Regions from separate parts of the Homo sapiens genome. Here all the other regions are linked to region 4. Evidence: read pairs that join two places in POLR2A ChIA-PET (ENCODE). Cell type or tissue: MCF 10A. All regions are shown on one strand. Region 1 overlaps TCHH (trichohyalin). Region 2 overlaps LOC124904421 (a long non-coding RNA gene). Region 3 has its middle 23 kb from the start of S100A10. Region 4 overlaps S100A11 (S100 calcium binding protein A11). Region 5 overlaps S100A10 (S100 calcium binding protein A10). Region 6 has its middle 9.0 kb from the start of RPTN. Region 7 overlaps LOC124904421 (a long non-coding RNA gene).

What was found. ChIA-PET counts read pairs that join two places held together with the same protein. Peaks named below come from ENCODE experiments on the same cell type or tissue, not always from the same donor. Only the 100,000 strongest peaks of a DNase experiment are listed, where the experiment ranks them.
Region 1: POLR2A ChIA-PET joins it to region 4 with 15 read pairs; 14 of 35 experiments call an interaction of 5 or more read pairs at or near these places.
Region 2: POLR2A ChIA-PET joins it to region 4 with 12 read pairs; 10 of 35 experiments call an interaction of 5 or more read pairs at or near these places.
Region 3: POLR2A ChIA-PET joins it to region 4 with 60 read pairs; 10 of 35 experiments call an interaction of 5 or more read pairs at or near these places.
Region 5: POLR2A ChIA-PET joins it to region 4 with 13 read pairs; 16 of 35 experiments call an interaction of 5 or more read pairs at or near these places.
Region 6: POLR2A ChIA-PET joins it to region 4 with 83 read pairs; 8 of 35 experiments call an interaction of 5 or more read pairs at or near these places.
Region 7: POLR2A ChIA-PET joins it to region 4 with 28 read pairs; 8 of 35 experiments call an interaction of 5 or more read pairs at or near these places.

What each region holds. Positions count from the first base shown.
Region 1 is chr1:152,108,492-152,112,491 of GRCh38, forward strand. TCHH (trichohyalin) reads right to left here. Exons shown (of 3, transcript NM_007113.4): 3 at 1-4,000. Among named protein-coding and RNA genes, the nearest start is that of TCHH, 5.0 kb to the right of the region's middle. In MCF 10A, no CTCF peak of the experiment used is centred here; DNase peaks (open chromatin) are centred at 2,000, 2,230 and 2,530.
Region 2 is chr1:151,935,222-151,939,221 of GRCh38, forward strand. The region is part of intron 1 of LOC124904421 (a long non-coding RNA gene); the gene reads right to left. Among named protein-coding and RNA genes, the nearest start is that of THEM4, 28 kb to the left of the region's middle. RefSeq lists an enhancer at 1,357-2,002. In MCF 10A, no CTCF peak of the experiment used is centred here; no DNase peak of the experiment used is centred here.
Region 3 is chr1:151,968,624-151,972,623 of GRCh38, forward strand. No RefSeq gene overlaps it. Among named protein-coding and RNA genes, the nearest start is that of S100A10, 23 kb to the right of the region's middle. RefSeq lists an enhancer at 190-690. In MCF 10A, a CTCF peak has its summit at 307; DNase peaks (open chromatin) are centred at 338 and 2,208.
Region 4 is chr1:152,032,748-152,036,747 of GRCh38, forward strand. It overlaps S100A11 (S100 calcium binding protein A11), which reads right to left. Exons shown (of 3, transcript NM_005620.2): 2 at 901-1,053; 3 at 1-76. Among named protein-coding and RNA genes, the nearest start is that of S100A11, 2.3 kb to the right of the region's middle. RefSeq lists an enhancer at 2,326-2,620 and a silencer at 3,466-3,760. In MCF 10A, a CTCF peak has its summit at 1,956 (motif pointing left); DNase peaks (open chromatin) are centred at 2,004, 2,524 and 3,654.
Region 5 is chr1:151,979,274-151,983,273 of GRCh38, forward strand. S100A10 (S100 calcium binding protein A10) reads right to left here. Exons shown (of 3, transcript NM_002966.3): 3 at 3,642-4,000. The coding sequence ends at 3,890. Among named protein-coding and RNA genes, the nearest start is that of S100A10, 13 kb to the right of the region's middle. In MCF 10A, no CTCF peak of the experiment used is centred here; DNase peaks (open chromatin) are centred at 1,378 and 2,088.
Region 6 is chr1:152,166,179-152,170,178 of GRCh38, forward strand. No RefSeq gene overlaps it. Among named protein-coding and RNA genes, the nearest start is that of RPTN, 9.0 kb to the left of the region's middle. RefSeq lists an enhancer at 1,378-2,577. In MCF 10A, no CTCF peak of the experiment used is centred here; DNase peaks (open chromatin) are centred at 1,843 and 2,503.
Region 7 is chr1:151,944,023-151,948,022 of GRCh38, forward strand. The region is part of intron 1 of LOC124904421 (a long non-coding RNA gene); the gene reads right to left. Among named protein-coding and RNA genes, the nearest start is that of THEM4, 37 kb to the left of the region's middle. RefSeq lists an enhancer at 1,652-2,187. In MCF 10A, no CTCF peak of the experiment used is centred here; DNase peaks (open chromatin) are centred at 1,909 and 2,499.

The DNA of each region.
Region 1 (4,000 bases), 76 kb after region 4:
TTGGCGGCTCAGCTGCTGTTCCTCCCTCTCCTGGCGCAGCTGTTCCTCCTCGCGGAATTTTCTGTCACGGTCCTGACGCCGCTGTTGCCCGCGCTCCTGGCGGCGCAGCTGCTGTTCCTCCTGGAGGAATTTTCTCTGCCGTTGCTGGCGGTGCAGCTGCTGTTCCTCCTCGAGGAATTTTCTCTCTGGTTCCTGACTGCGCAGTTCCTGTTCGCGGAATTTTCTGTCACGCTCTTGGCGGCGCAGCTGTTGTTCCTCCTCCAGGAATTTTCTGTCACGCTCTTGGCGGTGCAGCTGCTGTTCTTCCCTTTCCTGGAGCAGCTGTTCCTCTTCGCGGAATTTTCTGTGACGCTCCTGGCGCAGCTGCTGTTCCTCCTCCAGGAATTTTCTCTCTCGTTCCTGGCGGCGCACCTGCTGTTCCTCTTCACGGAATTTTCTGTCACGCTCTTGGCGGCTCAGCTGCTGTTCCTCCTCGCGGAATTTTCTGTCGCGGTCCTGACGCAGCTGTTGCTCGCGCTCCTGGCAGCGCAGCTGCTGTTCCTCCTTAAGGAATTTTCTCTCCCGTTCCTGGCGGCGCAGCCGCTGTTCCTCCTCGAGGAATTTTCTCCCTTGTTCCTGATGGCGCAGTTCCTCTTCGCGGAATTTTCTGTCACGCTCTTGGCGGCGCAGCGGCTGTTCCTCCCTTTCCTGGAGCAGCTGTTCCTCCTCGCGGAATTTTCTGTCTGTCTCTTGACGGCGTCTCTTCTCTTCTCTTTCCTCTCTCAGCAACTGCTTTTCCTCTTGGGACTTCCTGTCGCGCCTTTTGGCTTCCTTTTGCTCTTCTCGCTCCAGCTGTTCTTCCTCTGGGAAATGCCTGTCGCGCTGCTGCCAGCGCCTCCTCTCTTGCTCACGATCTCGCTCTTGCTGTTCACCCAGCAGGTGCTGCAGATCTTGCTGGGATTGTCTGTCGCGCAGCTGGGAATCTTCCAACTGCCGGAACTGTTCATTCTCTCTGCCTTTGCAGTAAACCTTGTTATCACGAACTGCATTTTCTTTTTCTGGTTCCCACTGCCATTTCAGATCACTGCGCTGATCCTCATCCCGGTATCGCTGCTTCCTTTTCTGGCGCTGAAGCTCTTCCTCCTCCCGATACTGCCTCTCCCGCTCCTGGCGCCTTTTCTCCTGTTCCTCTCTCAGCAGCTGCTCTTCCTCCTGCTGCAGCTCCTCTTCCTCGCGGTATTGCCTCTCCAGCTCCTGGCGCCTTCTCTTCTCCGGTTCCTCTCTCAGCAGCTGCTCTTCCTCCTGCTGCACCTCCTCTTCCTCCCGATATTGCCTCTCCAGCTCCTGGCGCCTTCTCTTCTCCCGTTCCTCTCTCAGCAGCTGCTCTTCCTCCTGCTGCAGCTCCTCTTCCTCCCGACATTGCCTCTCCCGCTCCTGGCGCCTTCTCTTCTCCGGTTCCTCTCTCAGCAGCTGCTCTTCCTCCTGCTGCAGCTCCTCTTCCTTCCGATATTGCCTCTCCAGCTCCTGGCGCCTTCTCGTCTCCCGTTCCTCTCCCAGCAGCTGCTCTTCCTCCTGCTGCAGCTCCTCTTCCTCCCGATATTGCCTCTCCCGCTCCTGGAGTCTTCTTTTCTCCCGTTCCTCTCTCAGCAGCTGCTCTTCTTCCTGCTGCAGCTCGTCTTTTTTGCGGTACTGCCTCTCCCACTCCTGGCGCCTTCTCTTCTCCCGTTCCTCTCTCAGCAGCTGCTCTTCCTCCTGCTGCAACTCCTCTTCCTCGCGGTATTTTTTCTCCCGCTCCTGGCGCCTTCTCTTCTCCGGTTCCTCTCCCAGCAGCTGCTCTTCCTTCTGCTGCAGCTTCTTATCCTTCCGATATTGCCTTTCCCGCTCCTGGCGTCTTCTTTTCTCCCGTTCCTCTCTCAGCAGCTGCTCTTCCTCCTGCTGCAGCTGCTCTTCCTCGCGGTATTGTCTCTCCTGTTCTTGGCGCCTTCTCTTCTCGCGCTCCTCTCTCTGTAGCTCCTCCTCCTCCTCCTGCAGCAGCTGCTGTTCCTTCCTCAGCTGCTCTTGTAGGGCTGGCTTGGCGTACAGCGTGTGGCGGCGTCTCTTCCTTTCTTCTTCTAGTTGCCACCTCCATTTTTGGTCGCGGCGCTGCTCCTGGCTTCGCCTCCTCTCCTGATCCTCCTGGAGGCCGTCCTCCTCCTCCTGGAGCTGTTGGGCACGCTCCCGCCGCTGGAGCTGCTCCTCTTCCTCCAGGAACTGCAGCTCTTTCTCCCTCTCGCGTCGCTGGCGGCGCCGCTGCTCCTTCTCCTCCTCCTCCGGGAGAAACCGTTGTTCCCGCTGCTGGCGCTCCTCGGCCCTCAGCTGCCTCTCCCGCTGCTCCCGCAATGGGGGCCTGGCCGACAGCCTCTGACGGCCCCTCTCGCTCTTTTCCTCCGCCTGCCACTGCCATGTGAAGTCCCGGCGCTGCTCCTCTTCCTGCTGCTGCCGGTGAGCCCGTTCCTCCTCCTGCCATTGCAGCTCACTCTCCCGGCGCCGCCTCTTTTCCTCCTGCTCTTGGCGGCGCCTCTGCCCTTCCTGCTTGCGGGGCCTCGAGTAGACTTTGCTTTGCCGTGCGTCGGCCTCGCTTTCTAGCTGCCACTGCCACTTCGGGATGCGGCTCTTAATCCGCTCCCGGGCCTGTTCCTGCTCCTCCTCAGCTAGCTCCTGCTCGCGCCTCTCTTCCTCATGCTCGCGCTTCAGCCGCTGCTCGAGCCTCTCTTCCTCCTCCTCGCGCTTCAGCCGCTGCTCGCGCCTTTCCTGCTGCTCGCGCCTTAGTTGCTGCTGGCGCCTCTCCTCCTGCTCCTCGCTCTTCAGCAGCTGCTGGCGCCTCTCTTCCTCCGGCTCCTCGCGCTTCAGCCGCTGCTCGCGCCTCTCCTCCTGCTCGAGTCTCTCCACCTCCTCGCGCTTCAGTCGCTGCTCGAGCCTCTCTTCCTGCTCGCGCTTCAGCCGCTGCTGGCGCCTCTCCTCCTCGCGCTTCAGCAGCTGATCGCGCCTCTCCTCCTGCTCGCGCTTCAGCCGCTGCTCTCGCCTCTCCTGCTCGAGCCTCTTCTCCTCCTCGCGCTTCAGCAGCTGCTCGCGCCTCTCCTCCTGCTCGCGTCTTAGTTGTTGCTCGCTCCTCAACCGCTGCTGGAGCCTCTCTTCCTCCTCCTGGCGCTTCAGCCGCTGCTCGCGCCTCTCCTCTTGCTCCCGCCTTAGTTGCTGCTCGCGCCTCTCCTGCTGCTCGCGCCTCTCCTCCTCCTCGAGCTTCAGCCAACGTTCGCGCCTCTCCTCCTCCTGGTCGCGCTTCAGCTGCTGCTTGCGCCTCTCCTGCTCGTGCCTCTCCGTCTCCTCCTCGCGCTTCAGCCAATCGCGCCTCTCCTCCTGCTCGCGCTTCAGCCGCTGCTCGCGCCTCTCCTGCTCGTGCTTCTGCTCGTGCCTCTCCTCCTCCTGCTCGCGCCTCAGCTGCTGCTCGCGCCTCAGCTGCTGCTCGCGCCTCAGCTGCTGCTCGCGCCTCAGCTGCTGCTCGCGCCTCAGCTGCTGCTCGCGCCTCAGCTGCTGCTCGCGCCTCAGCTGCTGCTCGCGCCTCAGCTGCTGCTCGCGCCTCAGCTGCTGCTCGCGCCTCTCCTCCTCCTGCTCGCGCCTCAGCTGCTGCTCGCGCCTCTCCTCCTCCTGCTCGCGCCTCAGCTGCTGCTCGCGCCTCTCCTCCTGCTCGCGCCTCAGCTGCTGCTCGCGCCTCTCCTCCTGCTGCTCGCGCCTCTCCTGCTGCTCGCGCCTCTCCTCCTGCTGCTCGCGCCTCTCCTCCTCCTGCTTGCGCCTTAGTTGCTGCTCGCGCCTCAGCCTTTGCTGCTGCTGCTCTTCCTCCTGGCGCTCCCTCCTCAGCTCTTGCCGCTCCAGCTTCCGTAGCTGCTCTTCTTCCTCCTGGAGCTCTCTTTGCCGCTGCGGCTCCTCTTCCTGCAACTTCTCTTCTTCCTTCCGGAGCACTGTCTCGCGCTTCCTCCACTCTTTCTCT
Region 2 (4,000 bases), 98 kb before region 4:
TGAACAAACTGCAGAAAATTTACGGTTGCAAGAAAAAAGTACAATGAGTTCTAAGACCCTCCTGGAAAATGAGGTTGAGTCATTCTGAGGATAGTGCTTCTCACAGGGGAGCTGGGAGGGGAAGGAGGCAGGGCAGAGCTGGCAGCTGCAGGAAGCATGGGCTCTGCCTGTAGGATTTTTCATTCCATAGCAGAAACCACGGAAACTGCAGCCATCTTCATCATGGAGAGGGCTGGGGAAAACAAAGTGGGGAGAATAAAGAACGGGAGATTATCACAAGACTATTACTTATATTCCCTTGGTTTCTGGTATCACAAGGGTTGTAGAGCACTTAACAATTTTTTTTTTCCTTGAGACGGTCTCGCACCCAGGCTGGAGTGCAGTGGCATGAACATAACTCACTGCAGCCTCGACCTCCCAGGCTCAAGCAATCTTCTCGCCTTAGTTCCCCAAGTAGCTAGGCGCACACCAACATGCCCAACTAATTTTTGTATTTTTTGTAGAGACGGGGTTTTGACATGTTGCCCAGGCTGGTCTCGAACTCCTGAGCTCAAGCAATCTGCCTGCCTCAGCCTCCCAAAGTGTTGGGATTACAGGCGTGAGCCACCGTGCCTGGCCACAATATATTTTTCTCTTTGGAATGAGGTAATAAAAGCAACCACTTACTGAGGAGCTCCCAGTACTAGATATTAAATGAGCCACTTTTTTCAAGTTCAACAGAGTTTAAAGGTAAAAGAAAGAGAGACATTTTATACCCATAATGTCATTTAATTCTCACACATCTATTTAGATACCTCCATTTTTAAACGTGAGGAAACAGCTCCAAGAGATTTATGAGCTTTCCCAAGATCACACAACTAGTAAGTTATGGAGCAGGAATTAAAACCAAAATCTCTCTGACAAGTTTCATGCTTTTTAACTAAATCACAGCAAACTACACTACCAGTCTTTTATACATGTTGGTGAAATCTCTCAATAAATATGGAGAGTGCCAAAGCTAATCTCATTATCATTCCCAGAAACATACTGGAACAGGAATTAAAAGAAATTAAGGAGTGTATAAGCAAAAACTCAGTTGTATATTAAAAAACCCAATTCCCCCTGAGAAAGAGAAAGAGCTGGAGTCCTTTAAAAATTAACTGCCTGTTTTTCTGTGGCCAATAAGCCTTATCTCTCCTCCTTTCCCAAACATTGTAAAAACCCTGTTTCCCTAGCTATACAACTACAAAGTCACTAAACAAACTCAAGTCATAAAACATGTTTCTCCTTAAAAAATAAAAAATAATATAATACGTCTCAATTAACTAAATAACTGCCTTTGTTTCTCTCTTCTATAATATGCTTCCCCCTGCACAAATCTCCCCCTGCCCCCAAAAATACTTAAAAAATAACTCTTTATTCAAAACTCAGTCCTTTAAATATTAATCCGACTGGGCCAATACACCTAAATAGTTAATAAATATCCTTCTAAACCCCATCAGTCTCTCTAATTCCTTAAAAATCGCGCAACAATACAACTGTTGAAACCTGTACTTACTCTCTCATTGTTAGACCCAGGTTTCTATATGAAGGTCAAACATGGTCTGATAAGCTTCGTTAAGTAAAAGAAAGCAAGTAGCCTTGAGGTCCCGCAGGGAGCATCAGACACCCCCTGAAGCTTGCGACTCATTTATCTTTAGCACAGTTCAATAGGGCCAAAGGGCACGGTGATAGGGATAGCCCTCTGTTGGGGGATGAAGGGTAGGAGTAAGACAAAGGGAAACTTCCAGATGGAGAGAGGAGATGTCTCAATTTCCTCCCTGCTGTTTCCCTATCACGTTTCCCTTTCTTTTCTTCCTAACACTGTCCACTATAATTATAATTTGCTTCTTACTTTAACTAAGCTTCTTTATTTCTTATAATCCACCCTCCCCCCTGTCTTTTTTCCCTCTTAAGATTATTTCCTTTATTTTTAAGTGTCTAAATATATTCCTAAAATGTAAATTTTAAATTTAAAATATACTGTTTTAAAATTGTCTCTATACATGTAAACTGAAGGTAACTGATAATATTAGCAGCACTAATATTATAAAAATGTAATTACTACCAAGAGAAGAGAGTGCTAATAGGTACTCACTAATTTTGGGGGGCTTGGGGGAGAAATGAATTAAAATAAAATGTAATTGAAAGTAACAGCAATACGGCCAGGCGCAGTGGCTCATGCCTGTAATCCCAGCACTTTGGGAGGCCGAGGCGGGCGGATCACCTGAGGTCGGGAGTTCGAGACCAGCCTGACCAACATGGAGAAACCCCATCTCTACTAAAAATACAAAATTAGCCAGGCGTGCTGGCACGTGCCTGTAATCCCAGCTACTAGGGAGGCTGAGGCAGGAGAATCGCTTGAACCTGGGAGGCGGAGGTTGTGGTGATCAAGATCGTGCCATTGCACTCTAGCCTGGGCAACAAGAGCGAAACTCTGTCTCAAAAAAAAAAAAAAAAAAAAGTAACAGCAATACTTATAACTTAGAGAAAAGGAAAGTTTAACATGGAAATTAAATTAAGAGAAATTGCGATTGTGATTTCTTTTGCTGTTTTAGAGAAAATTTTCCAGTGGTCTGATTTCACAAAACTGTTCCCAGCAATCTAAAAAAATTATGAACTCAGGCAACCTCACACACATACATAAAAGGTATGAAGCATTAAATTTTATTTAGATTAATGGAATCACAGACTATTAAAGCTGAGTGAGACCTCAGAGACTTTTTCTTCCAGAGTGACAGAAACTCCTTGAGACCAAGGACAATGTCTTGTTCTTTGTCTGTAGAAAGCCAAGCCCCAAGCCCAGTTAGTACTAGGCGTTCTGTAAATATTTTTTACCTGAATGAGAAAATGTGAGGCCCAGAGAGATAATTGACTCATAACTTCATATAGCAAGTTTGTTGTGGAGATGGGCCTAGGACTGGGGTCTCCTGAGCCTTGTCCATTAAAAATTTTTTTTTTGTCCTTTTTGCTCGTCATGGACTTGAAGCTCATGGCTTGTTCATTTTGAGTCACCACAGCTCCACACTCTTCATCTGTTTATCTATTTAAATTCAGCTTCAGGCAGTGTGTGTGTGTTTTCCGAATTCTGATTTTTTCATATATGTTTATTTCAGGTATATTGGTTCTTTATTGCTGCTGTAACAAATTACCATAAATTTAGTAGTTTAAACAACATGGGCCTGGTGCGGTGGCTCACACCTGTAATCCCAGCACTTTGGGAGGCTGAGGAGGGAGGATTGCTTGAGCCCAAGATTTCAGAATCAGCCTGGGCAACATGGCGAGACCCAGCCTCTACAAAAAAGAAAAAAAAATTAGCAGGATATGGTGGTATGTGCCTGTAGTTTCAGCTACTTTGGAGGCTGAGGTGGGAGGATCAATTGAGCCTGGGAGGTTAAGGCTGTAGTGAGCCTTGATTGCACCACTGCACTCCAGTTTGAGCAACACAGCAAGACCCTGTCTCAAAAAAAAAATTAATTTAAAAATAAAAAAGAAAAACAGCACAAATATATTATTATGTTACAGTTCTGTAGATTAGAAGTCCAAACTGGGTTTCACTGGACTAAAATCAAGGTGTCAGCAGGACTATGTTCCTTTCTGGAGGCTCCATGGAAAAACTTGTTTCCTCACCTTTTCTAGCTTTTAGAGACCACCCACATTTCTTGGCTAGTGTCTCCTTCCATCTTCAAAACCAGCAACATTGCATCTCTCTGTGCCATACTTTCATAATCACATCTTCCTCTGGCTCTCACTCTTCTGCCTCTCCTTTCTACTTCTAAGGACTCTTGTGACTACATTGGGCACACCTAGATAATTCCTATTGCAAGGTCATTTGATTAGCAACTTTAATTCTATCTGTAACCTTAGCTCCCTTTTGCCATGTACCCTCATATACTCATAGGTTCTGGGGATTAGGACATGGACATCTTTGCAGGGCAGGGGGCATTATTCTGCCTTCCTCATCGAGTACTAACATAGTTGA
Region 3 (4,000 bases), 64 kb before region 4:
TAGTTAGTCTTTGTCCCAGTTTCCTGGCAAAAAGATTCTAAAACTCTTGGAATCTCCAGAGTAATGAATGATTTTTTGTATGCTAATGAGATGACTGGTGGCTGGGGGCCTCTAACTATCTTCAGGATGAGGGCGGGTCACCCAGAAAAACCAACCATGCGATTAGAGGGTTGGAATCTTTAAACCTCCCACCCTACCTTTGACAACTTCTCAAGAGGGAAGAGGGGCTGAAGGTCAGGTTGATCTCCAGTGGCCAATGATGTAATCAATCATGCCTATTTAATGAACCCTTCGTGAAACCCCAAAAGGCCTGAGTTTGGATGAGCTTCCAGATACTGTGCCCATAGAGGGCATGGAAGCTCCACTGCCTTCCCCCATACTTTGCCTATGCATCCCTTCTATCTGGCTGTTCATCTGTATCCTTTATAATAAACAGGCAAACATAAGTAAAGGGCTTCCCTGAGTTCTGCGAGCCACTCTGGCAAATTAATCAAACCCAGGAGGAGGTCATAGGAACCCTAATTTATAGCCAGTTGGTCAGAGGCACAGGTCACAACCTATGCTTTGAACTGACATCTGAAGTGGAAGGCAGTTTTGTGGGACTGAGCCCTCAACTTGTGGAATCTGATGCTATCTCCGGGAATGTAGTATCAGAACTGAACTGAGTTGGAAGACACCCAGCTGATGTTTGCTGGAGAATTTGCTGCAGAATTAATTGGTTGCTGGTGGGAAGAAATCCCCACACATTCTGGTAACCAGAGGTTGCAGAAGTATTCTGTGTTGATTTTTGAGTGCAAGAATAGTAAAAACACTTTGGTTCATATTTTTTCTATCTCCAGAGGCACTCTGCCTCAAGCCTAGATGTAGTAACTTCCTCCTGTATCTGCTATTTCTATGTTCTTTAGAGTTCTTTTTACCCCTTAGTTATTAATTTCCTGTTACTAATTAGTCATTGCTTATATTAAACTTTCTCTGTTCAAATTACTGTGTGGTTTCTGTCTCCTGACTTATCCTGATTGACACAATTACCAAGTGTTGAGCGTTTTTCTTGTATGCTCAATTATCTAAGATAGATATAGTAGCTTATTTTTTAAAACTCGGTTAACCTGTTGATTTTTTGTGTAATTGTATTGTGGTTAAAAAGTAGAGTTATTTGTCTTTTGGAAGTACTCACTGAAATATTTATAGACAAAATCATTGCTGTTTAAATTTGTTTCAATATAATCTGAGAGAGGAAGTTAGGGAGTAAAGAGGAAATAAGATTAGCCTTGAGTTAATCATTGTTAAAGCTAATGATGGGTACATTGCTATTTTTATATTAAATACACTTAATTTTGTATATTTTAGAACTTTTTTATAATAAAAACTAAAAATGATAAAAATATCTTTAGCAGCCTCTAGGATGGCTGGACTTTCAATAAATATGTTACGAATATTTATAAAAGAAAAAAATCATTAGTGACTTACTTCCACAATATTTCACTCTGGCTGGTGGACTTTAATGACATTTTAGGTCTCTAGGAGTTAGGGTTAGCTCAGAGCTAAAGACCGATACTTCCCAACGGTTTTCCTAGTGAATGACTGAGGTTCCTCAGGGGAGAGCTTGGAAGAAGATGCATGCTAGTGCTTGATCTGTTATTGTAGGGTTCTTGCTCAAATGTACTTGAATTCCTCTTCATTGAGGGGCTAGGTGTCTGTGCATTGACTCAGGCGTGGGAGGTGGCTTAGAGGCAATGACGTTCTACCATGCAGACTTAAGTCAGGTCTCTGTTCAGACCTGAAATATTTTCAGATATACAGATATAGTTGAAGTATATTAGTCTTTGGGACCTTATGATTAACAAGGCACCACCAAAGATCCCCTCGGACAAACTATTCTGATAACCTGGCCAGCCAAATAGCCTATTTTGTTGAATTGGAATCTGACACTAGAGTCCTGCTAGTTGGCATTTACAGCTCTGGGATTCTAGTATTCTTGTTGAAATCAGGGAGTTCATTTCTGCTGCAGCATCTCCCACTTGCATAGAAGAGTCTTCCAAGTTTTTTCCAATATATATAAGCAGAGTCTTAATAATCTCCAGGCTTCTTTTCCGGAGCTTGACTTTGTAATGGCTCTTTGGGGCATGCCAAGATCTGACTCTAGTTAAAAGTACAGAGATGGGCGGGGCAGGTGGGGGGCATTGGGGTGTGAGTGTGGGCGGAGAAGGAGATGAACTGGCTTCCCCGGCCTGATCCCTCCTCCAGGTTGCAGGATCCTCAGGGGAGGATGAAACACTCACCAGACAAGGAGGGAGAGAGTGGGGGTTGTGTCTGCCACATTCTACCATATTAGTACTTAAGGTTAAATTCTTCCTGTTCAGTGTCCTAAATGTCACACAAAAGATCTTACCAAGCTGTGGATTGAACAAATAATTTGGTGATCCACAGAGTCAAACTTTGTGGTGTTTTTTGGACTGTCTCCAAAAGAGATAAGAATTTTATTTAAAAAATTTTTAATTGTAAAATATATATGTTTTATTTTTAAATTATATAAAGTTTTGGGTTTCAGTCCATGTCATTGGGGAAATCATAAGAATTTGAGCTTATTATTGTCTTTTTTCTTTCCGGTGACTTTAGTGGAAACCACTCCATTCCATAGTCCTTGAATTCCTCAAGTTGTTCATGTTGGTCTATGACTACTTTGTCCCTCAACACTTCCCTTTGATGGATTATTTATCCAGGTGACCACAGTAATAATTTCATTAGTTGAGATTCTTCCCAGTACTTGCTTCTCTGGGTCACTAGCTCCTGACTGAAGTCTGGATCAATTTACCTGATAGATGGGGCCTAAGCCTGGAGATAACTTCCTAGTAGCAAGGGAGTCTTGGAACTGACTACCTGGGTTTTCAGCCATTATAGGGGAAAGAAGACTCTGCCCCCAACAAGACTCAAAAGATGGGGAATTCGTCAAACATATGAAGGGAATTCAGATGCTGGGCAGCCCAAAACCCATCCAGGGTCTATAGCACCTCCTGACGAAGTTGTTAGGGAGAGTAAATAAGATGACATAGAAAAAGGATCTAACATAGTACCTTATGTTACATTTTAGTAAATGTTAATTCCTAGTGTCTTTCTGGTTAATAAAATAAACAGCATTGAGCCACGAAGAATGGAACTGTGAATATATAGTTAAACTTGAGCATTGACCCTAGATGTATGACTTAAAGTTTAACAGGCAGGTTAGGAAAGGTTATATTAATTGTCTTCTGCTCCTTAGAAACCTCCATTTTTTTGGGCCAGGCATGGTGGCTCACGCTTGTAATCCCAGCACTTTGGGAGGCCTAGGTGGGCGGATCATGAGGTCAGGAATTAAAGACCAGCCTGACCTACATGGTGAAACCCTGTGTCCACTAAAAATACAAAAATTAGCTCGGCGTGGTGGCACACGCCTGTAATCCCAGCTACTCAGGAGGCTGAGGCAGAAGAATCGCTTGAACCTGGGAGGCGGAGGTTGCAGTGAGCCGAGATTGTGCCACTGCATGCAGAGCGAGACTCCGTCTTAAAAACAAACAAACAAACGAGCAGCAACAACAAAAAAAACCTCTATTTTTGGTGTAAGCATTGACATTTTGATTGAGAAAAAGTATGAATATTCAACATTTTTTCCCTAAAAAGCTCTTTTACAAAACCAGTTTACCTATTTTACCGTTATAAAAAGGAGATAAAAAAATTAATCAAAATTTCAATCTATCCTCAGCCATAAAAAGTTGTATAAACTTGGCATAAACTCATCATTGTGTTGATTTTTCATTGGTCAGGAACTTACTCCTGCTTGCTGTTCTATCTGGGTGTCTCACGTTGGGTTTAAACTTATGAATAGGTATAAAAGAATAAGTAGAAATGAGAAAATACTGCTTTGACTCCTCACCTTAATCTGAAATTAGAATGAAATTGTTCATGAATTGTGTAGTCACAGCTGCATTAAGATTAGATGCCCCAGAGCCATATTTATTGGCTTGGA
Region 4 (4,000 bases):
AGAAATCTAGCTGACCATCACTGTTGGTGTCCAGTTTCTTCATCATGCGGTCAAGGACACCAGGGTCCTTCTGGTTCTGCAGAGAAAATAATAATTACACCTTTATATCGCATCTTCTAATGTGCTTTCAAATATGCTGCCACATTTTATTCTCACAGGAGTATAAGGTACAGGATAGGGATTATTAATATTCCCATTTGCCAGATGCAGAAACAGACTAAAAGAGGTGAAGTGACCTGCCTAAGGGGCAGACCTGGGCCTTGAACCAAAGGTTTTCCCACTCCTAGTCCAGGGCTCTTTCTATGATATTAGGGGCTATTCAGTTTTGTAAAGCCAGTGGAACACTTCTTTCAAGTGTTGCATGCAACTCCAATAGATAAACTATATAAAAGTACAGCGGGTTCAGGTGGAAAAAGGCCACAGGCCCTGCCTAATCAGTCTCATCCTCCACTTGCCCAAGCTGCCAACACAGATACAGACTTAGAGCCACTGGTTACAAATGGCTATTTACATTTACATTTACATTAACTAATTTAGAAAGTCAGTCTGTTAGTCACACTAGCCACATTTCAAGCACTCAGCAGACACATGTGGCTGGTGGCTACCATGTTGGATAGAGCAGATATAGAATGTATTTCCACCACTGCAGAAAGTTCTACTGGACAGGGCTGCCATAGAACCTCTGGGGTAGAATAATGAAATTTGAAAATAATTCCATTACGTCATATACCATTTCATATATCTCTCTTCCTAAATGGAAAAACTCCTGGCTTAGAGTGAGTTAAAATGAAGCAAGAGTGTGGGGTGTCAGTTGCTGCTCCTTCATTCCTGGCCATTCTGCCAGGGTCTTGTTTCATGTTGTGGGTAGTTTGGGGAAGTGGGGGAGACAGGGACCAGTACCTTTGTGAAGGCAGCTAGTTCTGTATTCATGAAGCTTAGGAACTCTGTCTTGGAGAGAGTGTAGTTATAACCATCCTTTCCAGCATACTTCTGGAAGACAGCAATCAGGGACTCGATGCACCGCTCAGTCTCTGTAGGGCTGGAGATTTTTGCCTTTGGAGAAAAAAAATTGCAGGGCTCAGACAAGGGAAGATGTCAAGGCTGGATACTGGAGAAAACTCCAGGGACTCTTATTTCAGGTCAAAGCAGTTTCCTAAAAGACTGAGTCATTTTTTCAAGGGGCTGAGGGGTTCAAGACAACCACAAAAAGTCACACTCTGTGACCTTCCGTCCTACCCCTCGCCACATGTTTATTCCAGGTGAAATATATGGAAGGTAAATGTGGAGCATTGCTGGCACGTTTAAAAGCAGTAGACTGCCTAGATGAGAGTGACGGTGACAAGGTTTACTCATATTTTTAAAATGTGTGGATAAATACATGTGTAACTCTATATCCACAAATCCATATGCACACCAAACATTGTCTATAGGTTAATAATTTCTTATTTTCCAAGAGTGTATGGAGGCTTTTGTGATTAATGAAATGTCAGTTCTTTTTAAAGCAATACCGAATTCCTGGGACTCACACATTTCCTTAGAGAAAACTAAAAGCATAGCTATCATTGTGTATGCAGTGGGAGATAGAACTTTTTAGATGTTTGAAAATGGCTTTCATATTTAAGAGTTAGGAACCATTAATCTTAGATGTGAGGAAACGGACAGGAGAAGGGAATGGATATGGCAGAGCCAGCCCTGGAATCTGGGCCTCCCAGTCCCTTTCTGCAGTCCTTAGCCTTGCAGGCTTCCACTTCCTGGTGGGAAATAGTGACAGAGAAGGTGGAGCTTCTCTGGAGGTCACTCCAAACCAGGAAGCTCTCAGGTTGCTGCTTACACAGCATCTACAATGTAAGAGATTTAAATCCTGTACTGGGCTCTTTCCTCACAGCAGAATTTTTCAAGGAAATTCTATAGGGCCCAGTCATCCGGTTCCCCAAGGGGACTTAGGGTCCCAAAAGTGAGGAGCTGTTGGCCTCCCTCTGGTGGGTAGAAGCCGCAATTACAGACTTTCTGGGAAACCGGCCTGGCCACACCCTTCCTCTGAGACTTTACCTACTAGCGTTAACAATGATTTATGTTTGGATGGTGACATTTGCAACTTAGCATTTAGCCTTTCGTTTGTTCTTAGGATGGACTTCCTGGAGGCCAGAGCTAGAGGCTTTCTCACTCCGTAATTAACACGTGCTAAGAACTGATCTGAGCCCTTAGCTACACAGCTGCAGATTGATTCCTCCTTCCTGTACAGCCTTTATGCTGCAGAGATCCTAGCTGAGTCTTGCCTCCCATTGCATCTTACAGCGTTAGAACCCCTGAACCCTAAGAGAGGTGGACTTTTTCCCAAGAATCACATTGTTGGAGGATGATTGTTTTTGTTTTGCTCTAAATTGAACTTTTCATTAAGAAAAGTGTTGGTAGGTTCAGGGGCCTTTAGGGGAGAAACAAAATACCACAGCCTAGAAACAGATGTGTTTGTTCTGTTACAACATGCCCTTCATATCAGGCCTAAAATCTCCCTGTCTTACTAAGGTATCAGATGACAGGAAGGAGACTGGCTGGGAGGCCACACCAGGCTGAGGAGCATGGGCTTTGTCACCTTTCTCTGGAACTACAGATTCTCCCCCTGCCCCTTTTCCTTCCAGAATGCAGACAGTTTTGCTTTTCCAGTTTCACAGTGCCTTTCTGCTTCACATTTTTCTCTCCTTAACATCAGTCTTGGTGTAATTTAGAGATTATTTTCTTTTGAAAACTGTTGCTGTTGCTATCAGCCACAAGGAGAAAATTAAAACCTCTTTGCATTTCCTCCCAGAGGTAATTCTCCAAAGTGAAAGAAAGAGACACAATTATCAAATTACTAAAATGGAACGGCATAATTTGTAGAGCTCCAGGGCACTTTGGAGATGGGTCCTGAGGACGCCCAGAAACCGGAAAGCTCTGCCCAGGGTGGCGCAGTGGCTGAAGGAGAGGAGAACCGGCGCTCTCCACACCTCATGGCACTCTTGGAGTCTTACTTGGTGGGGATGGCGATAGCAAGGAGCAAACATTATGATAAACGGATACTGTGAAATAATTTTTAAAAATGCATGCTAAGCGCTCAACATTTGAGGAAAGAAAAAAATACGATGAAAAAGACGTAGCAATTTTAAAAACCTCAACTATTGTCTTCTCATTCTTAACCAACACCCTCCGGAGCTTTCTGTCCCTGCTGTAGCAGGACTGCAACCCCAGACAGTATGGAAGGGAATGGGCGTGGCTCTGTTCCAATACTTCATTTATGGACGCTGAAGTTTGATTTCCACATAATTTTCACATGTCAGAAAGTATTTTTCTTCTTTTGATTTCTTTCAATCATTTACAAATGTAAACTTTATTCTTAGCTTGTGGGCAGAACAGAAAACCCGACTTGGCCCGCGGGCCAGTTTGCTGACTCTCCACTAAGGAGAGGTAAAGAAAGAGATTTTGGAGGTGGAATTATGGAAAATATGAGTTCAACTGGGAGATGAAAGGAGATAAGAAGAGAAAAATAAGTTACGGAGTGAGTGCCTAAATAGATGGTGGGGTAAAAGGAAGAGGAAGGAGGAGAGGGCTCAGCTGGGACCGGGTTCCTCCCACATTCTTGGCCGCGGCGCTGCGGGCGGCGACGGGCTAAAGTTTCAGTCCCGTTGGGTCTTGGCCGTCTGCCGGGTGCTTACTGAAACTTTGATTTTCCCTGGGGCTAGACGACCAAGTTCTAAAATGTCCCTTTTCTGGTGTACAGAAATAACTAGTGACCCCTCGCAGCTTTCCAGCCCCCTGCCTTAAACTTGCTCCTAGGCGTCTCTGGGCTCCCGGGAGACCGCGGGCGAGGGGCTGGAGGCAGTGACCCACGACGGGTCCCCCCCCCGCGCGGTGAGCGGCCAGCACTTCCTCTTCCCCAGCCCTGGGCCTTGTCGTGACTGGGAAGGCTAAAGAACCTCCGCTGCTACCCTAGGCGGCCACCCCAAGGATGATTTTAGGGCTTCATCCT
Region 5 (4,000 bases), 53 kb before region 4:
CTTTACATAGACATTTCCCCATCTCATTTAATATTTTTCAAAGTGATGGTTTTGATGGGCCATATAGCATCCCATGTACATCTAAACAATCTAAACATAACTTATTTAACCATGACCCCATTGTTGAATATTGAGGTTTTCTTTAGGTTTTAGCTATTCTAAATAATGCTGCATCAAATAGCTTTGTATATGAATATCATAAGTATCTTTGATTATTTTGCTAAGAGAAATTCTTAGGAATAGAAATACTGGGTCAAAGAAAACACATTAAAGGATTCAGGTACATATTGCTAACTTTTGCCTTTCTGAAAGGTCGTGTGAATTACATACCTATCAACAGTGACCAGAGGTGCCCATCACATGTCTCCCTTGCCAATGCTCTGTTGTGTTGACGGAGTCTCGCTCTGTCGCCCAGGCTGGAGTGCAGTGGCATGATCTCGGCTCACTGCAAGCTCCGCCTTCCGGGTTCACGCCATTCTCCTGCCTCAGCCTCCCGAGTAGCTGGGACTACAGGCGCCCACCACTGCGCCCAGCTAATTTTTTGTATTTTTAGTAGAGACGGAGTTTCACCGTGGTCTCGATCTCCTGACCTCGTGATCCGCCCGCCTCTGCCTCCCGAAGTGCTGGGATTATAGGCGTGAGCCACCGCGCCTGGCCTGCTTTATCTATTATCTTTCAATCTAGATTGTAATCTTCTTGAGCAGGCACTGTGGTCATCTGCTTCTTCGTACCTGCCTTTATACAGAACATTGCTTGGTGCCATTCACATGGTAGCCCTTGCTAATATTTGCCAAGTGAATGAATTTCTATTCACAACTATCCCTGTGGGGTTAAGAGCTGGAGAAGGGACTTGAACAATTACTTGACCAATCACGAATTGGTCAAATTTGAATGAGAGAGGTTTGTAGACTTGTCCTCGGTCTCCTAGTGAGATGGGTTAGGTAGAAAACTATTAAATCACAGGTAGTTGGCCGCTGTTCAGGGGACTTGGACAAGGGAGTGGGTCCAAGAGAGAAAAATGATGTTTTTCAGGGTCAGCTCTGCAGCGTGTTGGAAACTGACTTTCTGCACTGCTATTCATTCTTTTTTTGTAACTGGGTGTGGGGAGGGGCGGGATCTACTTTTTACAACTCAGCCATGTAGCAGAATGAGTGGAATTTTCCAGATGGTTCCTCTTGATGACTGTTGGCATAATGGCAGTTTTGCCCCTTGGGAGCCATTGGGCTGCAACCCCTGAAGCCTAGACAGCAGTTTTAGCAGGTCAGATTGTGGGATCCGTGTGTTTTTGTTGGCACAAAGAGCCATGTGGGATTTCAAGCCATAAATACCATTTTTATTTTCCTCATACAGCTCCCTACTAAATGAGCAATGAGGCCAAAGCGAGGAAGGTGCCATAACCCTTTCCCTCAATACACATACACATCCATCCCAAATACAGTGACTCAGATCATTTCCTGGCACTGGGCACCTTCTGAATGAGAGTTTGGGGTAATCTGCTGGGAATAACACATTGCTTCAGAATTTTTCTGAATCTACACACCCACTGTGAAGATGAGTTGATGCTTCCTTTCTCTTACCCTGAGAGCCTCCCTCCTCCTGGGATAGTTGTGTTTTTGTTTTCAGGTAAAAGAGGCTTAGAGTGTGAAAGTTTGCTATGGATTTCAGGACATGTGAGCTCATAATATCTCCCTTTTATAATCTTCCCCATTCATTTGTGAGTTGACCACTAATCCTCCTAATACCCAGTAAACACAGTTGCCCAGGAGGCAGGTTAACCAAAGGGGTGAATCTGGACTGACACAAATTCTCATGGATTGCCTTACTGTGATGGGCCAGTTTTTTTTTCTTGTCTCTATTACAGACGTCATCTTCCAGAGCCTCCTTTCCTTAGAGCCACAATTTCTTTAACTTCCAGGTTGGAAGACTTCACGTAGGATTAGGAATTGTCACTGTGGTAGAATCAGCTGCTAATGTGCAAAGGTTGGAAAATGTTAGAACTTTATTTCCCAGAGTCCCTTGCGGTTAGGAATTTGTTGTGGTTAAGGCTCTGCCAGTCAGATGCACCTCACTGAGACTTGGATATGAGAGCCCAGCCGTATGTGGAAAGAGGGAGGGTGATGGGGATGTGCGTTTGCTTGTGCAGACTGTGCCATGGTCCTGGAGCAGCCAGCTGTGGCTATGGCTCCTCATTCAGCAGGCAGCTTCCTGAGCCAGCAGCTCCTTGGCGGCCCAGTTCTGTAGCATGGGTTTGGAAGTCATTCCTGGAGTCAATCTAGAGTCACTTCTTTAACTAATCAACTCCCCTCCTTCATTAATACTCCCGTAATAAATTCCTCTTTGTAAACTTGCTGATATAATGCTTCAGCCGCAAAGCTATGGTTTGTTTTACACTGTTCATTTGTTGACTGAGAAAAAATAAAATGGTTGGAATGTTTTCCTTTTTTATTATGGATTTCTTTCTACCAAAGCCAGTTTTGAACTATCCTGTTCTCTTTTGCATGCTTTTCCTTGTGACTATCGATAACCTTATATTGCACTTTTTCCCAGAGTGAGATGGAAGTTTTTCCCAGAGTTAATATTGATGTGTCCAATCAAAAAAGTAAATATTCCAGGCCGGGCGCGGTGGCTCACGCCTGTAATCCCAGCACTTTGGAAGGCCGAGGCGGGCAAATCACAAGGTCAGGAGATCGAGACCATTCTGGCTAACACGGTGAGGCCCCGTCTCTACTAAAAATACAAAAAATTAGCTGGGCATGGTGGCAGGCGCCTGTAGTTCCAGCTACTCGGGAAGCTGAGGCAGGAGAATGGTGTGAACCTGGGAAGGTGGAGTTTGCAGTGAGCCGAGATTGCACCACTGCACTCCAGCCTGGGTGACAGAGCAAGCCTCCGTCTCAAAAAAAAAAAAAAAAAGTAAATATTCCATCTTCTTTGACCTATTTACTTGGAACAATGCTATGTGCCAATTCATGGAATTCATATATCACCTCTCCATAAAAGCATAGAGTACTGTGTTATTAATAAGCATATAGCATTGATGCACATATACCCTGAAGCTTCTAACAGGCACAAAAAAGGGCTAGGAGGAACATTTTGCATTGATTATCAAGACATCAGTACTGACACTTCATTTTCAACAAAAGTGTACTGCCCCGTGTATAAGTCATGCCTACCATATTTCCTGACATCTGGGAGTTGACTTAATAGATGCTAATGTGATGTTATTACCAAGGTGTCAAGCTACACCCTCTCCTGATTGGTTCTCCTAGTTCTGCCTTAGGTTTGCTGACACTTTGCTATGAAAATTGGATTCAGACATTGCAGGCATGCAAAGTGCTGGCTAGAAAAGCACTGATTTAACTGGGCAAAACTGTGCCCAGTAATTATAAACTTACCATCTATTCCTGTAGAGCCTTCTCCTAATCCTTCAAGTTTGAGTCCTTCATATAGACACAGCTACAAGGGCAGAACAATTAGAGAAGTCAGACTCCAAGCCTGAATGAAGAGTGTTTTCTCATTTTGCCAGTTCTGTGAGAAAAGCTCTGCTGTGTAAGAAAAGCTCTGCTGTGTGCTGGCTGCCCAAGGGCAAGCTGCCTCTTGGGGAACAAGAATTTCTGAGGGAACAACAAACATTCTGTCTCAAATTTGGAACTAAAAAAGAACTTTATTTATTGAGGGCAAGGGGATGCAAACAATACAAAAATCAAAAGCTTATCTGGTATTTAACTTTTCTTTCTCTGCTTGTCAAATGAGAGTTAGATTTTATTTTTACATTTGCTAAGTGTCCTGATCTGCTCATGAAATCCTTCTATGGGGGAAGCTGTGGGGCAGATTCCTTAAGCGACCCTTTGGGACAACTCTTATCAGGGAGGAGCGAACTGCTCATTTCTGCCTACTTCTTTCCCTTCTGCTTCATGTGTACTACAAAATAGTCATTGCATGCAATGGTGAGGCCCGCAATTAGGGAAAAGAAGCTCTGGAAGCCCACTTTGCCATCTCTACA
Region 6 (4,000 bases), 130 kb after region 4:
TGTCATCTTGAACAAAGAATTGGACAAAATGCACAAACAAAGCAAGGAAGGAACAAAGGGATTTATTGAAAATGAAAGAACACTCCATAGTGTGGAGCGGGCCTGAACATAGGGGCTCAAGGGCCCTGTTACAGATTTTTTGGGAGTTTAATAACCTCTACTTGGGGTACACCCTATGTAAATGAAGAGGATGAAGTAAAGTTACAAAGTCATTTACTTGGTGTATGCACTATGGAGAGAATATTTCCTCTCATAGCTGAAGTGGGAATCGGCCTTATGTTCCCTGCCTCCAGACCACATTTTTCTTCCTCACTATGAAGGAAAGATTTCTCCTCCTTTCTCTCTCTGTCTCCTATAAGCTCTCTTTGTCGTCCTCAAGGTAGGTGTTCTTTAAATGTGAGACTGACTGGCTCTCTCTAGCTCCAATGCCTGTGGTAGACTGAGATTCTAAAACATATAACTAGGCTTTTATTTCTTGTGGCTCTTTAGCACTCTCTGTTGTTGCCTATGTATAATTCTTGCCTCTGAATTAGATGACGAATTCTCTGAGGGAAGAGTCCTTGATTTCTCCTTCTGATTCTCCCATGAGCCCTGCCATAGTGCTGGGACCCCAGTAGGTGACTGAACTGGATGATGTTTCACCTCCACAAGTCCATGCCCCCTGAGCAGTATTCTTTTGGGATTTAGAACTTATTTGCAACTTGTTGGCTCTTGGAAATAAAAAAGAATAATGTGTGAAAATTCTAGAGCCTTACAGAGTATGGGGCAGGAAGATGGTGTTGGTAGATGAACCAGTGGTGGGCTGTGATAATTTCAGGAGGTTTGGGAGATGGCTGCTGGTATCTTGAAGAGTTTACATGCAGAAATAACAGAGGAACTGCTTTAGTTTCTCCAGAAATATCTGGATGCTAAAGTTTCCAGGCCAAACTGAGAGGTGGGACTTGAGGCACAGCCCAAGAGCCCCAGCTGTCACCAGCAGGGAAGCTGAATGTGGTCATGTGTACCGGGAGCAGCAGGCAAGTTGAAAGCAGTGATTGGTCAGAAGCAGATTCATCAGGGCTTCTAAAGATCATCTTGCCCTGCTTCTGACCCAGGTAGGTCAGTGCCCAGTCCATTCTTTGTAGGTGTCAATTCAAAGACTCCCCAGAGGAGCAGATGGCCCACTGTCCCCAAGAAGCTCATGCCTGTGTCTTATTCCCTTAGCTGTCAGGCATAGTAGGATGCCAGATCCAGGCATCTGGCAGGGATGAGAAAGCAGGCAGAGAGAGCAGGGAGAGAAAATCAGGTAATGCCAGGGAGCTTTCATGAGGGATTGAGTAAGGAAAGTAATCCTTCTGAGGTCTTTGCCAGTAAAGCACAGCGAGAGTAGTAGAGGCTACTAGGGGATGGTGTAAGGGCTTTGGTGGAGATTATCTGGGACTGGGGAGGGGTGCTGTCCCCAGTCCTCTGTGGTTTATTGCCTGGTCCCATAAGTGGGGGCAGTTGATGCTTGCATAATACACCTACTTGTCATGTCCACCTAGCAAAATCTTGGTGTAGTCAAGAAACAAGAAGATATGATCGAGGGGTTGGAAATCAAGTAAGAGTTTTCTCCACTGGTTGCCTAGTTCATTGATTCACTTATTCATTTATCTTCCTGACGAATGCTTAGTGAGGAAGATAGAACTGTTAACAGTCAAAAGGATTCTGGGAAGAGCTTATGGCAGAGCTGCAGCCACGTTGGAGTAAGAACAAAATTTCATCATCATCAATTCTTCTCACACAGTGGGACTAGCCCAGACAAGTGCTCTCTCTTCTGCTGCTCTTGCCCCTGATGCTTACACCACAGTGGCTTCACACCCTTCTGCATGCCTGAGCCATGACTTGGCTAAATTACCACACCACTTTGCCATGGGAATTCTGCCTAATCATCCTCCTTTAATCTTCAATCTCTTTATTGTGGTCACAAATGCTCCACATGGCCCCAGTCACCCTGCAGAAAAGAAATCATCAGCTTTCTGCAGCATCAGACTTAGCAGCATCTTCCTGTCCCAAGAGAAGAGGGGATGGGAGGATGGCATGGTTCAGGGCTTAGGGGAGGATAGGGGAGAAAAAGTGGAAGCAAAGGGAGAGGCCCAGGAAGGATTTTGTTGCGACATGTTACCTGGGCTGCACCTGCTGTATGCAAGAGAAGAGGCTGGGAGTCCCCTCTGCAGGGTGTTCATGCCCCATCTCTGTGCCACGAGGAGTTGGGCTGCTGAAGGTGAGTACAGGGAGGTTCCCTGTCATCTCAAACCTCTCAGGCTCCACAGTACTGTTTCAAGTATCCAGAGCTTTCCTGCCTTTGAAAAGCAAAAAGTTGTCTCAGGAGAGACAGTGTGATTTTTGCAAGGTCATGCAGGGTCACACAAGTTAATAGCAAAACTATAGTCAGAATTCAGACTTTCTAACACAAGCATATGACATGTATACTTGTCCCAGGACTCTATGTTCTATGTTTTCCTCTTGTCACATTTATGGATCCAGTCCAAGGCAGAGAGAACATGACTCTGAGGTCAGGCAGATCTGCAAGGGAATAGCAGTTCTTCTCAGGATTGTTGAAGAAATTAAATGAGCTCGAATATGTGAGTGCCTAGCCTAGTACCTGGCATGGGGGGTTATGCATTCAGTGTGTTGCTCTCCTTCCCTTCCAAGGTAGCCTGGCTGTTATCTCCTTTCTGGAAACTCATTGAGCATCAGAGATCTTGACCTCCTTGGGCACACTCCTGAGTTTATTTAGGCCTACATTTATAGGATGTGTCAGGAGCTCAAGTACTTTATGAACAGAGATTAATTGCTCTTATGATTTAATGCATTGGCCACCCACACTGGTGAGATGCTCCCTGAACTATGCTATTTGAGAAACAATGAAGGAACTTTGTGAGGCTAATAAGATTTGTGCTGTTAATTTAAGTCTTGAGGATGTGGACTACAGAGAGTATAACATTTTATAGAATTTGTTTAAAGCTACACTCTCATCTTTGCCATAACCTGGCCTTTCATAATACATTCCCGTGGCCACCTAGCATCATGGGTAAGGCTCTCATCAAATGCTTCTTGGAGAGCAATGCATCTTGCAGAACAGGAGGTGGGAAATTTCCACAAGGGAATGACTATGAATGGGGTGGGAGAAAGACAGGGAAGCAGGGGAAGATCATTTCCATTATTTGTTCAGTGGTGATTTTGGGTGAACATCTCTCTTTAGTCCAGAATGGGCAGGAAAATGATATGAATTGTAATTGTTGGCAAGTGCGAAATAATATATTTAGTGAGGAATGTAGTGTGAAGCACATGAAACTGCACTGTCAGGAAGAGAAGTTGAATCTGGGGTCAGAAGAACTGGTTTCCATTCCTGGTTCTGCAAACTGCCATCAAACTTGAAGGACTCATTCTGAGGCAGAGAATGAATAAATCATTACCTTTGTGAAGCATCAGAATCAGCAGCACTTTCCTGTCCCAGGAGAAGAGGGAAGGGGAGGATGGCACGTTTCAGGGCTTAGGGGAGGATAGGGGAGAAAAAGTGAGAAGGGAGGCTGACAGAAGTGTTGCAGACACTGCAACACTTGCATACTTAACACTGTATACTAAAGTAGATGTTAACCTGCGCTGCAATCTGTATATGCTGATTCAGCTGTAATCCAGTCGCTCACTTGTTACACTCTTACATTTTCACCAGTAAGTAGTCCTTGTGCCTCCTTGTATGGGTGGCCCAGTCTCTGATACTAGATCAGCAGCTTCAGCTTCATGCAGAGTCCTTCCTTTGAAAAACCAGCTTTTGCTTGATTTTATTATAGGATCTTGGTCTCATGTTAGTGTCTCTCTACCTCAGTCTTCCCAGAATGTAGGAATTCTTGCCCATAATATTAGGCCAGTACTTTTGTTCTAGGCTTATCTCAACAGACCTGATATCCACCTTTTCTCTTCCTATTACTCAGTAAGCATCCATCTTTAGATTGTGAACATACAAGACGCTGGCCTTTAT
Region 7 (4,000 bases), 89 kb before region 4:
GCATGAACCACTGTGCCTGGCCCAGAATTATTTTTAAAAGTAATCATGCTTGACTTAGCCCTGTTAAGCCTCCAAAATTCTGGTGAGGTCCCTTTGCTTGTAAATACTTAGAAAAACTGTACATGAGCAAAATAGAGAAGAATTAGATAAACATGGCTTTGTATATAGCAGTGTCCCAGTAAGTAAGCAAACTGATATTCCCTACATACCCTATTTCAGAGGGCAGGCTGAGGGGCGCTCAGGCAGAAATACCGTAAGTTCAACTGAATGGCAAGTTCTTTAATCCAAGATTGAAGTGTGTGGCAAAACATGCCAGGAACTCTTACAAGCAGTTGGCATGAATTAACTTCTTTGATCCTCACAGCAGCCCTAAAAGTAGGAAATATTTTTCTGTCCCTGTTACAAGTAAGGAAACCAAAGGACAGAGAGGGAAAGTAACTGCCCAGTCACACAGCTAGTAAATGGCAGAGGTGGGGCATAGATCCAGGCAGCCTGAAGGTTGTACTCTGATGATAAGATGAATTTCTGGCAAGCACGTTTTGCTGACCTCTCCAAGGCAGACCTAATGTGGTGACAAAACCTATCACACTTGCTTACTGTGGCACGATGCTTTTGCGTTGTGACACAGCATAGCTACAGTGCTTACAGCACAATGCTGTGAGCCCAGAGGAGCTTCATGTCACCTTTAATGACCCAAATTAGACCTAAGAAAATTGTTAGCCAACAATGACAGCATCCTTACATCACGTCAGCGCTTTAAAAAGTGGTGAAATTTAATACTCAGTTTGCTTTTGAAATCAGGTTCACCCAACCTCCACTCTTAGCTGTGCATTAGATAAATGTAGAAATTGCCTCCTTTTTCATCTTGAGTCTCAAACAACAGCTCTGGACTCAGAGCTAATAGACTTCCTGAGTCCAACCAATTCAAGCAGCCAATGAGGCATCCTGGCAAATGAGGACATTTCTCCAGGGGATGAGGCTGTCCTTGGTGCCCTTGCTCCCCTCTGCCAGCAGGATAGGTTCTGTGAGTTATGCTTCTGGTCACGTTGGTGGGTTTGTGCTGACCTGTCCCCAGTAGACTCTTTTGTGATGAGGGGTGGGACTAATGAGACGCCTGGCCAAAGTGGCAGAATCTGTGACTGTGAAAGATGGTGACACTGCCAGGTATAAGGAAGGACTTAAGTTGATGGGCACCAAACAGAGAACTTTCTCTATGCCTGTGACTGGAACATGTCCATCTTGGTAGCCAGGTCTCCACTACACAATTCAGTTTTTGCTCCCTTAGCAGTTAACTGTCAAATTAGAAATCCATCCTGTTTTAGTCTTTAAAGCCTTGATATAATTTAACTATAGTCAGCAGAAACAAACAAATGAACAAAATCCATCAATAACTTGTGAGGCTCTTCCTTTCCTATAACCCGAGGTCATCAGACATAATGGTTAAGGGTGTGGGTCCCTGGAAGAAGACTGCATGGCTTGAATCCTGGCCCTGTTACTCACCAGACACATAACATTAAGCTCTGGGTATCTCAGTTTCTTCATCTTTAAAATAGGAATAATGATAATTGAAGACTAAGAGTGCCTCATAGTAAGACCTTAATAATTACCACTATCTCTGTTTCCAGTCATCCTCAGGTAGTTCAGTGTAATCTGGTAGAGACATATCCTAGCTGTGAAGAAGTAATTATGTTATTTTGGCTCTCCCCTTTTTCTCTTTACTTCTTGCACTGCTATGTGACAGCTCTCGGGTGCCAAACAGCCTCTTCCTGTGATTAAAGTTTCCAATTTATAACAAACAGAAACAAACAAACAAAAAAGCGGTAGTACTTACTCTAGCCACACCCTACGTGAGGGCAGATGCTGGGCTGTTGCCATGGTGATGCAGAGTATTTTGTAAAACACTTGGCCCGGGGGCAGTTAATGAGTCATACTCAGGGATGGGTGGGGAAAGGGCAACTGCTTTCAATTAAAAGGGACAGGCCAATAATAGTTGAATTGGGAGACTGCCTTGGTTCCTGCAGTACATCAGAGACACCTTGGGGCTGAGGGTTTTGTTATACACTTGGTCCATTTGTTGTGTGGACATTTTCTATTTCCTTCCTCTGGGTAGAGGGAGCGATACAGTAGATTCCCTTTTGCTCTTCCGCTTATATAAAAAACTTCCAACTAAGTTCTGATAAAATCAGTTCTGTTTTCCTGTGAAGCGTTGACACAACTAAAGCTAGTGAAAGGATTTTTGTGACTTTCTTCCATCCCGTGTCTTTGCACATATTCATTGTCCATAAGTAAGGCATCTGAAACATATTATTCAGCATTATCCTAAACTTTTCAGCAGGAAGTGTTTGAACAACTATAGGCAACGTAATTTCAGGATGGAGGATCTATACCTTACATGACTCCTCTGAAATTTCGTGCTGGTTGAAGTCAGTAAACCTGCCTCAAGCATGCTGAGAAGTGGTTACATGTTGCCTCCTGAGGTGTGTCATACACCTCAAGTGGTTAGTTATGATTAATATTGCTCAATTCTCATTGACTACTCATAGCATATTGGGCAGGAGCAGAGTGTGGACATACCCTCTAGGAAATGACATGCTAATAAATGTCAACCACTCAATCACTTAACTAGGTCTTACTGAGCTGTTGCCATGAGAAAGGCACAATGCTAGGATATAATCAGGAGTTTAAACATAGTAAAACACAGCTCTTTCCTACTGAGAGCTTATAATCTTAGGTGAGAAGGAAGAGAAAAAAACATAGGAAAAAATAACTTGCAATAATATGATGCACATGGTAATATTAAATGAATAGTACCAGAAATGGGTGATACGTGTGTAGAGGAGGGAGAAATTACCATGGGCTGTGGTGGTCAAGGGAGGTGGGATTTGACATGAGTTTTGAAGTATGGGTAGAGAAGAGGGTGAGGGCATTCAGGAAAGGGGAAAAGATCAACAGCACAAAGATTGGGCCTCATCCCTGGAACTTGGTCCATGTAAGGATGTGAGGACTGGCCAAGGGAGGGCCAGAAACTGGGGACAAGACAAGTCATTTAAGTGGGGTGCTATTAGCATATCATGGAGGGTCATTAATACAGAGGGTAGTACTTGTGGAGCCAAACAAAACCAGAAGAACTATGTGGAATCCAAAGGAGGCTATTCAAAAACTTGCAAGTTATGGGCCTGCCAAGGAAGGAAAAAGTGAAAAGAATAGAGATTTCAGTCAACCCAAGTCATACAATCAAGCGCAGAAATTAACAACATAATTTTATAAGGTGTGAAGGATCTGATGAATTGGCATGGTGACATTATAGTGACTCAAGAGCCAAATGAAAGCTGTGATTAATCAGAAAAATATGTATACTCAATCTTCAACGTCAGTTTTATAATATTTAAGGGCATTTGATTATTATGAAAGGCAACCTTTAAAAGTGATTGTTGAGTTTTGCTTGATTAAAAACTAGGATATGAAGATTTATACTTAAGGTACAAAAAGATGAAAAACCTGGGTTTCTTTTTTGTTTTTTGAGACAGAGTCTCACCCTGTCGCCCAGGCTGGAGTGCAGTGGCGTGATCTCGGCTCACTGCAAGCTCCGCCTCCCGGGTTCACGCCATTCTCCTGCCTCAGCCTCCCGAGTAGCTGGGACTAGAGGTGCCCACCACCACACCCGGCTAATTTTTTGTATATTTTTATATTTTTTTAGTAGAGATGGGGTTTCAGCGTGTTAGCCAGGATGGTCTCGATCTCCTGACCTCGTGATCCACCCGCCTCGGCCTCCCAGAGTGCTGGGATTACAGGTGTGAGCCACTGCTCCCGGCCAAACCTGGGTTTCGGAAATTTAATTTTAATAAGGCAAATATTAATTTTAAAAATCAAAATTTTGCAAATAATTTTTTCTATGTGCAATTGCTGCCTTCAAGGACACCAACAGCCCCACATCACTCTGGGGCCAGTTTTAGAAGCAGACCTTCAGGGGAGCAAGTCGGGCGGGGGAGGGGAGGTGGGC